Regions from separate parts of the Homo sapiens genome. Here region 1 is linked to region 2. A link is a contact called in ENCODE Hi-C or POLR2A ChIA-PET data. All regions are on one chromosome and are shown on one strand. The core of a region is the stretch at or near the end of the contact, and the rest is flanking DNA. Distances in the headings are between cores, read along the strand shown. Region 1 has its middle 34 kb from the start of KCNC4. Region 2 has its middle 7.4 kb from the start of LINC01768.

Region 1 (6,148 bases), core at 2,474-4,973, 430 kb before region 2:
GCGGGAGGACTGCCCAAGCCCAGAAGTTCCAGACCAGCCTGGGTAACATGGCAAGACCCCATCTCTACAAAAAATTAAAACTTAGCCAGGCATGATGGCATGTGGTCCCAGCTACTCAGAGGAGGATCACTTGGGCCTGAGAGGTCAAGGCTGCAGTGAGCTGTGATGGTATCATTGCACTCCAGTCTCGGTGACAGAGCTAGATCTTGCCTAAAAAAAAAAAAAAAGTACCTGCACTCGTATGTTTACTGCAGTATTATTCACAATAGCAAAGACATGGAATCAACCTAAATGCCCTGCCCACCAATAGATGATTAGTAGATAAAGAAAATGTGATACACATACACGTGGAATACTATTCAGCCATAAAAAGAATGAAATTATGTCGTTTACAGCAACACAGCCGGAACAAGAGGTGAAATACGTTAGACACAGAAAGACAAGTATGTTCTCACTCATAAGTAGGAGCTTAAAAATGTGTACACATGGATGTAGAGAGTGGAATGACGGACAATGGAGACTCAGAGGGAGAGAGGGTGGGAGAGGGGTGGACAATGAGAAATTACTTAATGGGTACAATGTATGTTATTTGAGTGACCGATACTCTAAAAGCCCTGATATAACTACTGTGCAACTAGGCATGTGGCAAAATTGCACTTGTACCCAATAAATGTGTACCAAAAAAAAAAAAAGAAAAGAAAAAGAAAGAAAAGACTTCACAAAGGATGAGCAGATTCACAGGTGGAGGAAAGCCAGGGGACACTCCAAGCAAAGGGAAGCGTGTAACCCAAAGCAGGAAAGTACATACATTCAAACACTTCTATGTGCATGGGATTGGAGTGCGAGTGTGTGGGAGGGAGGGCAGGGACTGACTGAGGCCCAAAAGAGAGGCTGGGACCAGACGGTGAAGGTTCTGGGGAAGCCACGCTCAAGCTTCTAACCTTTATCCAGCAGGGAGTCAGAGAAGACTTTTCGGAAAAGGAAGGGCATGAGGAGACTTGTCTTTTAGCAAAAGCTTGTTCAAGGAGCTGTTCTGTGGCTGGAGGAATCTTCTCCAACTCCCTACCCTCTAGTCACACGGTTGTAAATGGGGATGAAGTCTGACTCATGGTTGGTAGCTAAAAATGTTTTCTGGACCCCAAGTGATAGATGTGATTCCTAAATACAGGAAGAAGAAAGCATTGGCAGAGGATGCAAGGTGGCTTCTGAGGTCAGGATGGAGTAAAGACTCCTTCTGGGATCTGGAAAAGGCTGCAAGATGACTTTTATAGATTGGTGATTTAGTAGCTGATACTCTGGCAGCCTTGAGGTCGGGTTAACATGAGGTCAGAGAAATCCCAGTTTGGCATTAGCTTAGCCACTGGACAAGTGAGGCAAGAAACGGGCTTGGACTGTTTTTATCCCCACCATCTGGATGGAGATAAGAGCTGGCTTTGATTTTTCTCACCCTTTACATCGGAGAAGCCCAGAGTACTTCATGGGCATTCCCTACGATGCTGGCCACTACCTCCTGCAAGAAGCAGGTCAAACAAGGGCAGCTAGAGCTGGAACAGGCACAGATAGTACAAAGAGCCAAGAACCTCTTCGTTCTCTGAAACATCCTCCTTGATACCCACCCTCTCAATGTCAGAAAGAGGAAACTGACTTGTTCAACTTCTAGTTCTACCTGAAGACAAGATACGTGCACTGAGCAAGCTTCTTCAGGCCAAGAGAAGAGAAGAGGAAGAGAAGAGGCAGTGTGGAGGAGAGATTTTGGGATGGTTCCATAGTCAAGCCAACTCTGTTGGGCGTGTGTTATGGGAGCGGGGCCAAGGGGTCTTAAATCAGCTTCCTTATGGTTGCTGGTATGTTTCTAAGTGGCTAGTCTTGGAAGAGAGTGGACTTTAGGGTCCTATTTCCACTTAGGGTTGTACAATCACCACGTGCAGGATAACTACCATGTTGAAAACACTGACCGGAGATAAGTCTTCTAGCTTCTGACACTTTTTGCCACGAATTGATCACCAGCTGGGTCTTCATGTGAATGCCATCTGACGACAGGGAGAGCAGAGAATACTGAAGCCCAGAGCAGCAGGGTGAACTGAGTTAGAACTTGAGGAATGGACCTAGGTCTGCCAGCTCTCGGCCCCATGTTTAAAACTGAGCTCCACAAAATGTCAAATATTTTATTAAAGCCAAAATCCAGCCGGATTTCCAGCTGTGATCCAAATACCATATACAGGTTCAGTTGCCTCTCTGTCACAGAAGCCGCCAGCACTTAGGTTGAGACCTTCTGATCACTCATGTCTCCCCTTCCCTCCTCCGCCAGACCTACCCCTCCAGCCCCAGCCCCTCATGGGGAGGCTGTGGGCTGGGCTGTGTTCCTTTTCTCCTCAATTTAGCTTTCCTCAAAGGTTCTCTAGTGAATTGGGGAAGGTTCTTAGAGCTCATTCAGAAAAGAAGGGAGAGAGGAAGGAAGGAAATTAAACCTTATAGAATGTCAAGTTATTGAGCTAAGTAGGAGGCACACAGGATCTCATTGGAGCTTTATGAGAACCCGCTGAGGTGGGCAGTATTATCCCCAATTTTGCAAACGGGGAACTGAAGCTCAGCCAAGTTAAGCAAGTTGCCAAAGACTGCACGGCCCATGGTGGAAGCGAGGCTGGAGTTCGGGCCCCCTAATTCCTGTCCACATTCAGGCCCAAGTAGAGCTGACCTGAATTCTAGAGAAGTCAGTGATGAAGCAAATGCCCCACAGTGCAGACACCTTGGATTGGGCTAAATGGCAGCTCTGGGGGCCACTTGGCTCCAGTTACCTTCATAGCCTCTGCTGGTCCCATGTCTAATTTCTGGACTGAAGGTTCTTCATATTGTGTGTTGGGGGTTGTGGGGAGAGGAGGGGAAAAACACAGAGGTGGCGCTGCTGGTGATCAGGGAAGGAACCAGCCCATGGCAGAACCTCAGGTGGCCTGGGCACCTCCCAGGGCGAAGTGTGCTGGTGTGTGTGAGGCATGGTGCAGTTCTTTGAGCTGAGACAGGCAGGGCCCCTCAGGCTAGTCCTGATCCATCCTGGAACTGGGTTTTGTTATTTATTATTATTATTTTTAGACAGAGTCTCGCTATGTTGCCCAGGCTGCAGTGCCGTGACTAATTTAGAGGTGCATCATAGTGCACTGCAACCTCAAACTCCTGGGCTCAAGCCATCCTCCCATCTCAGCCTGCTGAGTAGCTGGGACTACAGACGTGTGCCACCGCACCCGAGTTAGGGTTTGTTCTAATAAGGGAAATAGTATTCCATTACACAGCTTAGATTCCTAAACCTCCATTTAGAAAGTGGATTAAGATCTCTTCTCCCGAAGCCGGTGGCATCCACAGTTAGAATAAGAACCCAGAGTGGTCTTGGTCTCAAAGTAACCCAAACCTTCCACCTGCCAAGGATGGGGTGGCGTCAGGCTAATCCCGCCACCAAGCCAGCCTGTGAAAAATAATGATTACGTAAAGAAAACATCCCGGAAAAAGAACCCCGACTAATCTGTGCTGGACTGGAACACATGCCTCTTGTTCTGACCTGCCTCCAGAGTGAAATGAGCCACTTCTGCCTTGCATTGTTGCCCCTTTCTTCTCATTCACGTGCTTGCTCAGCAGACACCCAAACAAAGCGTTTGGGGTTTGCCCAGCTGTTCTATTTCCAGCCTGTTCGGTTCATTTTAGGCCCCGCAGCCTCTGCCCACAGCCGGGTGCAGGCCCTCCTCCTTCCCCTCCTCTGCCCCTCCCCCTTCCCTACCTGCTTTTTCTCTCCCTGCTCCGCGGGCTACTGCTCCTCTCTCTGCCACTCTCCCTTCTCCCTCTTCCTCCTCTTCATCTTCCTCTTCTCAGCTTCTGAGATCTGCTTTCAGTCTTCCCCTGTGCTTCCTCTCACCTCCCTGCCTCCTTTAATCTCATTCCCAGGAGCTCACAGGTGTGTGTGGAAAGGACTTGGGGCAGCTCCTGGCCCCAGCAGGTCCGGGAAGCAGGTTAGAGAGAGGAATGGAAGGTGGGGCTGAGGTGCCCACGTGCAGGGAGCAGCCTTTAGAGCCAGCAGCTGTGTGGGTCTCCGTCTGGCTTCTCACTGCTTCGGGAAGCAAGCACACAGGTGTCACCACTTCTGGGTCGCTAAGGCGGAAATGGTCATGACAGTGAGTTGTCTCATGAGCACTGGTGTCCCAAGGCCCTGCCTCGAGTTGGACCTGCCTCCATCCTCTCAGTCCACAGTGAGAGGCCCTAGCAAGGAATTTCTGGAAAAGGACTTCTAGTGCTTCTGTTGTGCTCAGGCCTGCCAGGCAGGGTCTGTCAGTGTCAATAGGGAAGGACACACACTGAGCACTGTTTACTGCCTGGGTCTAGAGCCACTTCACATATCCCACCTCCATTTACTCCTCTGGGCAAAATCTGGAGATGTTTCCTTCTCTCCATTTCACAGACCATGCTTAGAAAGGTTAAGTCATTTGCCCAAGGTCACGCAGCTCACAAGTGGCAAAGCCAGTGGAGCCAGAATTAGCAATCTGGCCGTGGACCAGAAATCGATGGCAGTGGTGGTGCTGGTGCCAAGGGGCTGGCCACAGAGCCAGTGTAGAAGCATGGTCAAAATCGCCTGTGAAATCTATCTGTGAGATCTCCATCAAATTACTCTCCAGTTTCCTCACCTGTAAAATGTGAGTGATAAAAAGAGCCCTTACCTCCTGGGGCTGCTCTGATCCATTAAGCCATGTAGGGGGCTTGGGCTGGTCGTAAACACTCAATCCACGTTAGCTATTATACCTTCCAGAGGCACCTGCCCTCTGACTCTGGAGGAACACCCAAGTCCTCGACAGAGAGAAAGCCAGAAGAATGATAATCCCTTGCCTCCAGTGGTGCTTCAGGAGTTCCAAAGGACCCATCCATCCACTCTCATTTAATTATCATCCCACCTTGGATGAAGGCAGGGGAAGCTTAATTCCCATTCACAGATGTGGAACCTCAAGCCCAGCAACAGCGTGGGATTGGCTCAGACCCCTCTGGAAACAACCCTTGCCAGCCTCTTTTTCTATGTCCACTTATGTAGCAGGAGTTTCATCCAAGAGCACAAACCTGAGCACCTAACTAGCACTCGGAGAGTTGGGGTGGGTGGGAGGCTCACAGAACACCACTAATGAAGACTGAGAAGGAAGCAGACGGAGGGAGAAAGGACCCAGGATATAGCCCCCCCCGCTGTTCCAAGTTAACTGTGATGTAAATTGAAGCTACTAACATCAGGAAAGAAAGGCCCAGATGGCTGAAGCCTGGAGAGTTGAGGGGAAATGGGGAACTTTGGAAGGGAGTACTGATGGTGAGGGTGGCGTGGGTGAGAGGAGACTTGGCTGGCACATGGTGGTGGGATGGCAGAGTGAGAGGTCCAGCATCCCGGATAATTATTCTGGACAAATCTTACAACCCAACCATGGACTAGAATGACAGGGGTGAAGGGCAGAAGTCAGCAGAGGGCAGCTAATTCATTCACTCCTTACTCATTCACTCATTCCTTTGTTCACCTTTGAGCTCCTGACCACTGAGCAGGGGCTGGAGGTAAAAACATTAATAAGGAAAGCATCCATAAATGAGTAAACAAGCAACAAGTTATCACTGCAGTAAGTGCTATAATGGAGGAATATTCAAGGTTCTGTGAGAGCATAAAGGACAGAGGAATTCTACCTGGGAGAGCCCAGGAAGGATTCTCAGAGGTGACAGTTGAGTGGGCCTTGAGGGATGAGTAAGAGTTTGCCAGGCTGAGGACACAATAGTAGAATGTAAGAGGGGAGCACAAGGAGCAGGAAGATCTTCCAGACAGAGGCAGCCTCCATTGCATATCACTTTGGATTTCTCTTTTGCGCTCCACGTCCTTCTTTGTTAATTGGAGTCAGGCCAGAATTCCTTGTAGAGCTCTGGCCCCTAATTTGACCCACACAGGAAGTTTTGGATTTCTTCCTCTCCTAATCGAAAAAATTATCTATCCTGCTTGGAGCTCTCTGGTGCTAGGACTTCCTATCACAGAGAACAAGGCTGTCACTCCACAAGTTGAGAGAAGGTCAACAGTCCTATCTCCTGGGAAATAAAATATACATGGACCCTAAATTCATACTAGAGTGCTGATGACTGACACAAAATACTTTCTTGT
Region 2 (6,779 bases), core at 4,089-6,588:
TGTGGAGACCAGAGTTCAGCAGCCAGCTGGGGCTCCACCCTCTGGCCAAGAACTGCTGAGTCACAGACCACTGGGGACACTGCCCAGGCTGAGCCAGGGTGACCCTGGGGGTCAGAGGGAGTTGGAGTTGCTGCCATGATATGGGGTGGGCAGGCCGGAATGGAGGCGTCCACAGGCCCGTGGAGCTAAAAAGCCCTTCCTTCCTCCGCTTCTGCGCTTGCCTTCTCAGGCAGCCCCAAAGTTGAAGATGCTGAGAACAGGGGGTGTGAGGCAGTGGGGGTGAAGGCAGCAGACTTCCTTGCCGAGATCAGGGACCTCCGTCCACCTCACTCTTCTAGTTTTCACTCAATCCCTTTCTCTGTCCAGCCTCACTCACCTGCTGCCCGAGTGTTCTGTTTTGCCTCAGGGTCCCTGTCCCACTGTGGGTCCACTGCCCCTACCCTCTCGTGCCTCACTGTCCAGCCTCAGGGCTCAATTCAGCCTGTGGACCCCTTGTCTCCAAGCTCACTGCAGCAGGCCCCAAGGCCTTGGGCAGCAGCAGCAGGTCCCAAACAAAATGACCCCATAGAGCCTAGCGAAAAGGTCAGAAAACATCACCCCCTGATGACTGGATGAGAGCAGACTTCTGTGGCCATTCCCCAGGAAATGGTACCCCAAAAAGGTCAAAACAGAAGTAGCTGCTGCTAAAGTGCTACCCTAGTGATGCCTCAAGTTTGCAGAGCTGTTTACAGCTTGCAAAGCAGTGTCACATCTGCTTATAGAAACCTCAGTCACAGTGAATCCCCACTGCACAGATAGGAAATCAAGGCTTAGGGGTATTAAGTGACCAGCTCAAGCTCAGCAGCTGCTAGGCGGTATAACCTGGACTCGAATGCAGGCTTTCATGATTCCAGGCCCCACACTCTTTATGCTAGAGCAAGATCTGCTCTCCTTCTTCACCCAAGAGTGGACTGGCAAACCCTCTAGAGGCTGTGCTGGCCTCCCCATCTAAGCAGCCATGCTGATGATTTGTCACAGCTCCCACCACATTCTGCATGTCCTTTCTCCCTTGCACCTCCTTCAGTTTCCCCGGCCCTGGGATGCTGCCTGACCTTTGTCTGCAATGTCCTTTCCCATTCTCCTCTCACAGCCAGTCACTACTCCTTCTTCAAGAAGTGCCACCTCCCCTGTGAAGCCTTCCCTGTCATGACCCAGCAGAGCCAACCCCTCTCTCTGTGCCCCTACATCTCTCTGTCCTCGGACCTCTGCATGCAATGGCATTGACCCGATAAATGGCAATTAACCATTTGTGTATCAGTGTCCCAGCCCTGGACCCCCAGAGCACTCTCCTGTTTCTCCTGAGTGGTTGTTAAATGAATAAACAAATACAAGTCCAAAGAGTCCTCTCTCGGGTCACTAAGGAGCTTGCATCAGGAGGGCACCCTGTTATCTTGAGAAAATGGAGAAGCGGAGGCCAGGAGCATGACCTCACAGGCCCTTGAGCCACCCAAGGGTCACACATCCTCCTTATTTTTGGCCATTCTCCGTGAGGACATTACTCAGCAAGCCCTCAGCTCCACCCACTCCTCATTGCCTTACCCAAGGAAGGGACAGCTCATGGAGTCATCTTTCCTGCCTGGCTCGGTCCTTTTTTTCCACTGTTCATGGAACCTCCCTAGAAGCACCTGCTCCCTTAGCCCTGGCCCTATCCCCTTGCCCTAGAGAGGCTGCCCTGGGTTCTCCCTCAGACCTCCCACCACCCTCTGATTGGACCGGGGGAGTCGCCAAGTCTGAACCAGTGACTCACCCTCCGATCTTTGAGGCCCTGCATTTGGTGAAGACAGTGGTGCCAGAAGTCTCCTGACCTCCCTCTCTTGAGCCAAGGGCTGACATCCGTGGCCTTCTGCACAGCCACTCCGCCCACCCCCACATGGACCCTCAGCACACAGCTCCAGGAAGCCCTGAGAGAAGGCTACCCCATCTTGGAGTCTGGACCTTCTGAGTGTCGGAGCTGTGGTCTGAGAAGCCTTAACAGCCCCTACCTGCCCAATCATGGTTCCCACCCTGGGCCCTCGGGATGCTTCGCATTCTACCATTGTTCATTCTTTTGATGACGCCCAAGGCTTTAGGGAAAGGCCAGCTAATCTGGGTTGGTTATTTACATCCCTCCGAGGAGCCAGCTGGCAGAGATGGGATCTGCTAGGGAGGGGAGGCCTGGAGAAGAGCACTGGCTTCTGGGCAGGGCATCAGGACCAACAGTGACCCTGGATTCTCAGGCTGGGAGAGCTGGAAGCCAACGATATGATCACCTCAGGGAGGAAGGAAACAAGTTCAACTGCCTCCCAGTCCTGCCTTGGGTCACCCCAGGTGCCAGGGCCCAGAGGAGGAGGGCTGAGGAGGAGGCAGGGCATAAAGGGGTTAACCTGGGCTGCCCAGCCTCAGTGTAGAGAAGAGGCTCCCAAACCGTCTCTGGCTGTAAGTAGTCAGAAACTAATTTGCCCTTCTGAGTGTAAGTAGAGGTAGGAACTAAGGCCAGCCTGGGCTTCTCAACCCACAGCCTCCCCAGGGTATCCCCCTCCTGCTCCCTCACACCCCCGCCCTTCTCTGAATCCTTGCCCCAATCCCAGGAAGCCGGCATTACTGGCATGGGGCACAGGCCACTGACTCATCAGCACGAACAGCAACCTCCTCAACCACACTCACACCAGCCACATGTGCTTCTCTCTGCGCCTGCTCAATTCTCCAGCCAAACAGGTCCTTCTCCAGCTGAGAGGAAGATGACCAAGCTGGCCTCGGCAACAGTTGCACCACTGGTCCCAGTTGCTCTGGGTGCTCATCACAGAGTTCCGCCACAGCGTGTGTGGGTGCTTGCTCCACTGGCACCTCCTAACTGCTCTCCCCACACCTCTCTTGCAGTCAGAGTGGGCTTTTTCAAAAGCAAGTAAGGCCACATTACTGTCCTGCTCAGAGTCCTTCGATGGCTCCCTGCTGCCCTGGCATGAAGGACTTGCCCTGCAAGCTGGTACTGAGATGGTCAGGATGTGACCCTTCCCTCCCACAAACCTACCCTCTCACTTTTCCCCAGCTCCAACCACCCAGGCTACAGTCATCCCTCGGAATCTCTTGGATATTGGTTCCGAACCCTGCTGCAGATACCAAAACCCACGGATGCTCAGGTTCCTGATATAAAATGGTGTGGTATTTGCATATAACTTATAAACATCCTCCCATAAACTTTAAAATATCTCTAGATTACTTATAATATCTAATACAATATAAATGCTATATAAATTGTTGTTATACTCTATTGTTTAGGGAATAATGACAAAAAACAAGTCCCTACATGTTCAGTACAGACACAATTTATCCAGGGTATATGCAGTTGGTTGAATCCACAGGTGTGGAACCCAGAGCCATGGGGGACCTCCTATCAAACAATTTCCCACTAAGGGTCTGCTCTGACACCCCGCCTTTGCCCGTACCATTCCCACAGCTGGGGATACCTTGCCCTTCATTCCTGGTCTGGCTCCTACATCCTTAGAGGATCTGCTCTCTAGGTTTTCCCTGACCTTCCAGCAAAGTAAGATGTTTCCTACCACCCCCTCAAAGGGCAGGGACCACCCTTAGCTTGGCAGGAGCCCTGCAGCCCAGCACAGTTACAGGCCACAGAATGCCCACAGAGCACCAGCCTACTATTGGTGGCCCTAGTATGAGTTGGCAGGGATAAGCCTTAAATGTTGAGTGGCTGCAGGACCTAAATGTCCTGAGGATTCAAATCCTCCAAAAAAAAAATCAGGACGTGTCTGACCACTCTCATTAGCTGTACCCCTGACCAATGCCACTCTCCCCACCCATCCTTGCCTTGGCTGGGGACACCAAGCTGAGGACACTAAGCTACCTGGAGATTCCAGCCTGGGGTGAAGACCTCTCCTGTGCCTACCCCCAAGACTTACCCCAAAGCCTCACCTACTCCTCCCCCTGTTCCTCTTTCAAGGGCAAGAAGGAGGCCCAGGCAGAAGGCAAAGAGGGAAATCCCTAGTTCCCCAAGCATTGCGGCTCCGGGAGGAGCCCTGGGGATTGAGGGTGAGAAAAGCAGCCCAATGACCTCTAGGGCCAAGAAGTAGAAAAGACCACCCAAAATGTCTAGTGGGGGTAAAGGAGAAGGTAGGAGGGAATGAGTGGGGAAGTTGTGCTAAGAACGGAGACTATGAAGTCAAACTACCCTGACTCAACTCCTGACACTGGCTCTGGGTAAGACCTTCTTTCTGAGTCCTGGTCTCCTTGTAGGAGAAGTGGGCTAACGGTGGTGCCTATAAAGTGCTCAGCACAGAGCCTGGCAGACAGAAGTGCTCAACAAAAAGCAGCCGCTGCTGCTGCTACCAGGACTGGGGAAAACGGCCCCAGCCTGGGAGACTCTGGGCAGGTCCCTTTTCATCTCCAGGCTGCAGCCATCCAGGCTGTACAACAAGATGGGCCCACCCGCCTCCTGGGTTTGTGGCAGGAATCAGTGGATTCGTGGGCAGAAGAGGTCCCCACAGTCACACTTAGCCTCTCTGCCCAGGCCACCAGGCCCAGAAAGCATGTGCCTGTTCCCAGCTCCTGATCAGCCACAGAGCCACAGGGAAGATGGGAGACAGGGCCATGTGGCCTGGCCACTGGCTTGTCCCTTTGGAAGCTCTCCCCACTGCCCAGCTGCCCAGGCTCTTACCCTTGACTTTTTCCCTCATGCCTGGCCCTATCCTCCCTCTCCTTTGTATCCCCAGAAGTTGGTCCCTTTCTCTGCTGAGAGTGCTTGCCTGCTTTACTTCCTTCTACTAGTGAGGCTGGTGACTGTGGGGCGTCTTGATATCTCATGGTCTTACTTGCAAAGGCTACAGTGTTCCATGACTATTTGGATTCATCAGAGCCATTGTCTGGGGCTCAGGGAGCAGCTCTTCAGCTATCCTATGCACCTCGTCCACACCCTACTCTGCCTCCCACAAATGGGCCTCACAACACAGGGAGTCAGGATGGACTAGGGGGCCAGCGCAAGGGTGAACACTCAGTAGATTTACGTCGGAGGTGCAGCTCATCCCCTCACAGCTGGGTGGCCTCTGTAGAGCTGGGGTGTCCCTTCCAGGATGGATGTGACTTTGCTTTGCCAACAGCAAAGAGGCATGTGAATGGGAGGCACGTCTGTCACCCTTTGGGGTGGCCGTCTGGAGACCTGAAGAGGAGAAAGGGGTCTCTGTCTTCTCTGTGCCCAGAACCAGCTGAGATGGGGCTGCTGAGCCTGCCTAAAGGGACAGAACAGAGCCAGGAAGCAGGGGAGGCAGTGCCCAGACAGAGGTCACAGGGCAAGGACAACACTGGAAATGCTTGTCCCCAACAGCAGAGTCGAGGAGATGCAATCTTTTCATTACATGCTCAGGCTTCCTGGGCTGCTGGCCAGGGTATACGCAGCCCTCAGCTTCCTCTACAGGCCCAGCAGGGACACTGCCTCCCTCTGCCCTGACCCCCTCTGGGAAAAGAGGAGTTCTGGGACCCCAGATCAGAGGCAAGGAGGCAGCAGACCCAGCTGGCTGAACTTGGAGCTCTCATCTCTGGGGTTGGGGGTGAGAGCAGAGCGATGAGGCCCAGACCAGTTCAGGACTCCCCCACAACACACCCACTTGGGCTCTGCCAAGACCTGGGTGGGGCTGAGGATGGGAGGAGCATCAGTCCTGCCCCCTGGAACATCCAAACCCCCTGGTCCAGGTTTTCTGAAGGCAGGACTCAATGAGCTCATGGGCCTGCCATACCCAGCCCTGTGTAAGATAACAGGGAGGCGTGGGTTCTGTGGGTGAACTAGAGAGTGGAACTTATCCTCTCCCCAGGAAGACACTTAGAATTTTTTTTCTAGTGTGCTATTTTTGCTGGACCAAAAAATGTGTCTGCCTGTCCAGGTCAGAGCTGCCAGTCTGCAATCTCTTCACCTGGTTTCCTTTTACCTCCAGAAGATCCCAGTATCCACACCCCCAGCCCCATCTGAGTCCAGGTGAGCAGGGGCCCCTCTCTGATGGGTCCCATAGGGCAGGGCTCTGCCTTTCCAAGAAGGGCCTTTCCATGCGATGTTCCTTCAAGGCTCACAACTCTGAGATGAGTGTTTTAATCCCTATTTCGCTAGTGAGGGAAGAGAGGCAAGCACAGTGACAAAATGACAGGAGTTGCTGAAAGTGAGCATTGGATCTGGCTGCTTGTGGCTTGCTGTCTCACAGAGAAAACACAGCAAACCAACTTGGATTTGCAGATCAGTTATGGGTTTTAGAGAGGGATTTTTTGTATCAAAGCGCATCCAATCCCTTGGTTTACAGAGGGGAAGTCTGGGACACAGAGAGAGTGATACCTCACCTCAAACTTGGGAGAACGAGGACTAGAAGCCAGGTCTCTTCACTCCAACTTCTAGGCTCTGTTCATGTAAGACATCAGGCCATCCCTGGGCAGGACAGAGAGAATGGGCACCTGTTCATTTCACCCCAGGGCCCTGGGGGAGGCCACTCGTCCTCCTCCTGCCCCTCTCCCACAGGTCCTTCCCATGAGGAGAGGAAAGGAGGCTGCTCCCCTTCTAGTCTCAGCACCCAGGACCATCCTCCGCTCTTGTGGGCTATTTATCCACACACTGCCCAGTAAATGTGAGCAGAATGGAACCAGCTTCACCCCACACCCAGGCCTGAGGACTTTACATTGGTTCCTCCGGGACACCCATCTGAGGTCTGTGCCCAAAATCTGAAGGATAATTCCTCACCCTGCTCATAGTCACAGGCTTTGCAATGACCCCAGCA

The links. Hi-C counts contacts between places; a loop is a spot of excess contacts on that map. ChIA-PET counts read pairs that join two places held with the same protein, here RNA polymerase II (POLR2A). Pooled maps may share reads with other maps.
Region 1: a loop to region 2 is called in a pooled map, with 2.2 times the contacts of the local background. The contact joins two enhancer-like sites. A Hi-C loop is called at or near these places in 1 of 50 pooled maps. POLR2A ChIA-PET finds 5 or more read pairs at or near these places in 2 of 52 experiments (B cell and activated naive CD4-positive, alpha-beta T cell).

The regions. Positions count from the first base shown.
Region 1 is chr1:110,241,311-110,247,458 of GRCh38, reverse strand. It overlaps a transcript of KCNC4 not described here. Among named protein-coding and RNA genes, the nearest start is that of KCNC4, 34 kb to the right of the region's middle. RefSeq lists an enhancer at 3,498-3,547. Within about 2 kb of position 3,723, at least 2 of the 41 ENCODE cell types and tissues checked have a DNase peak (open chromatin) inside an H3K27ac peak, as active enhancers do.
Region 2 is chr1:109,817,294-109,824,072 of GRCh38, reverse strand. No RefSeq gene overlaps it. Among named protein-coding and RNA genes, the nearest start is that of LINC01768, 7.4 kb to the left of the region's middle. RefSeq lists a silencer at 682-731. Within about 2 kb of position 5,338, at least 6 of the 41 ENCODE cell types and tissues checked have a DNase peak (open chromatin) inside an H3K27ac peak, as active enhancers do.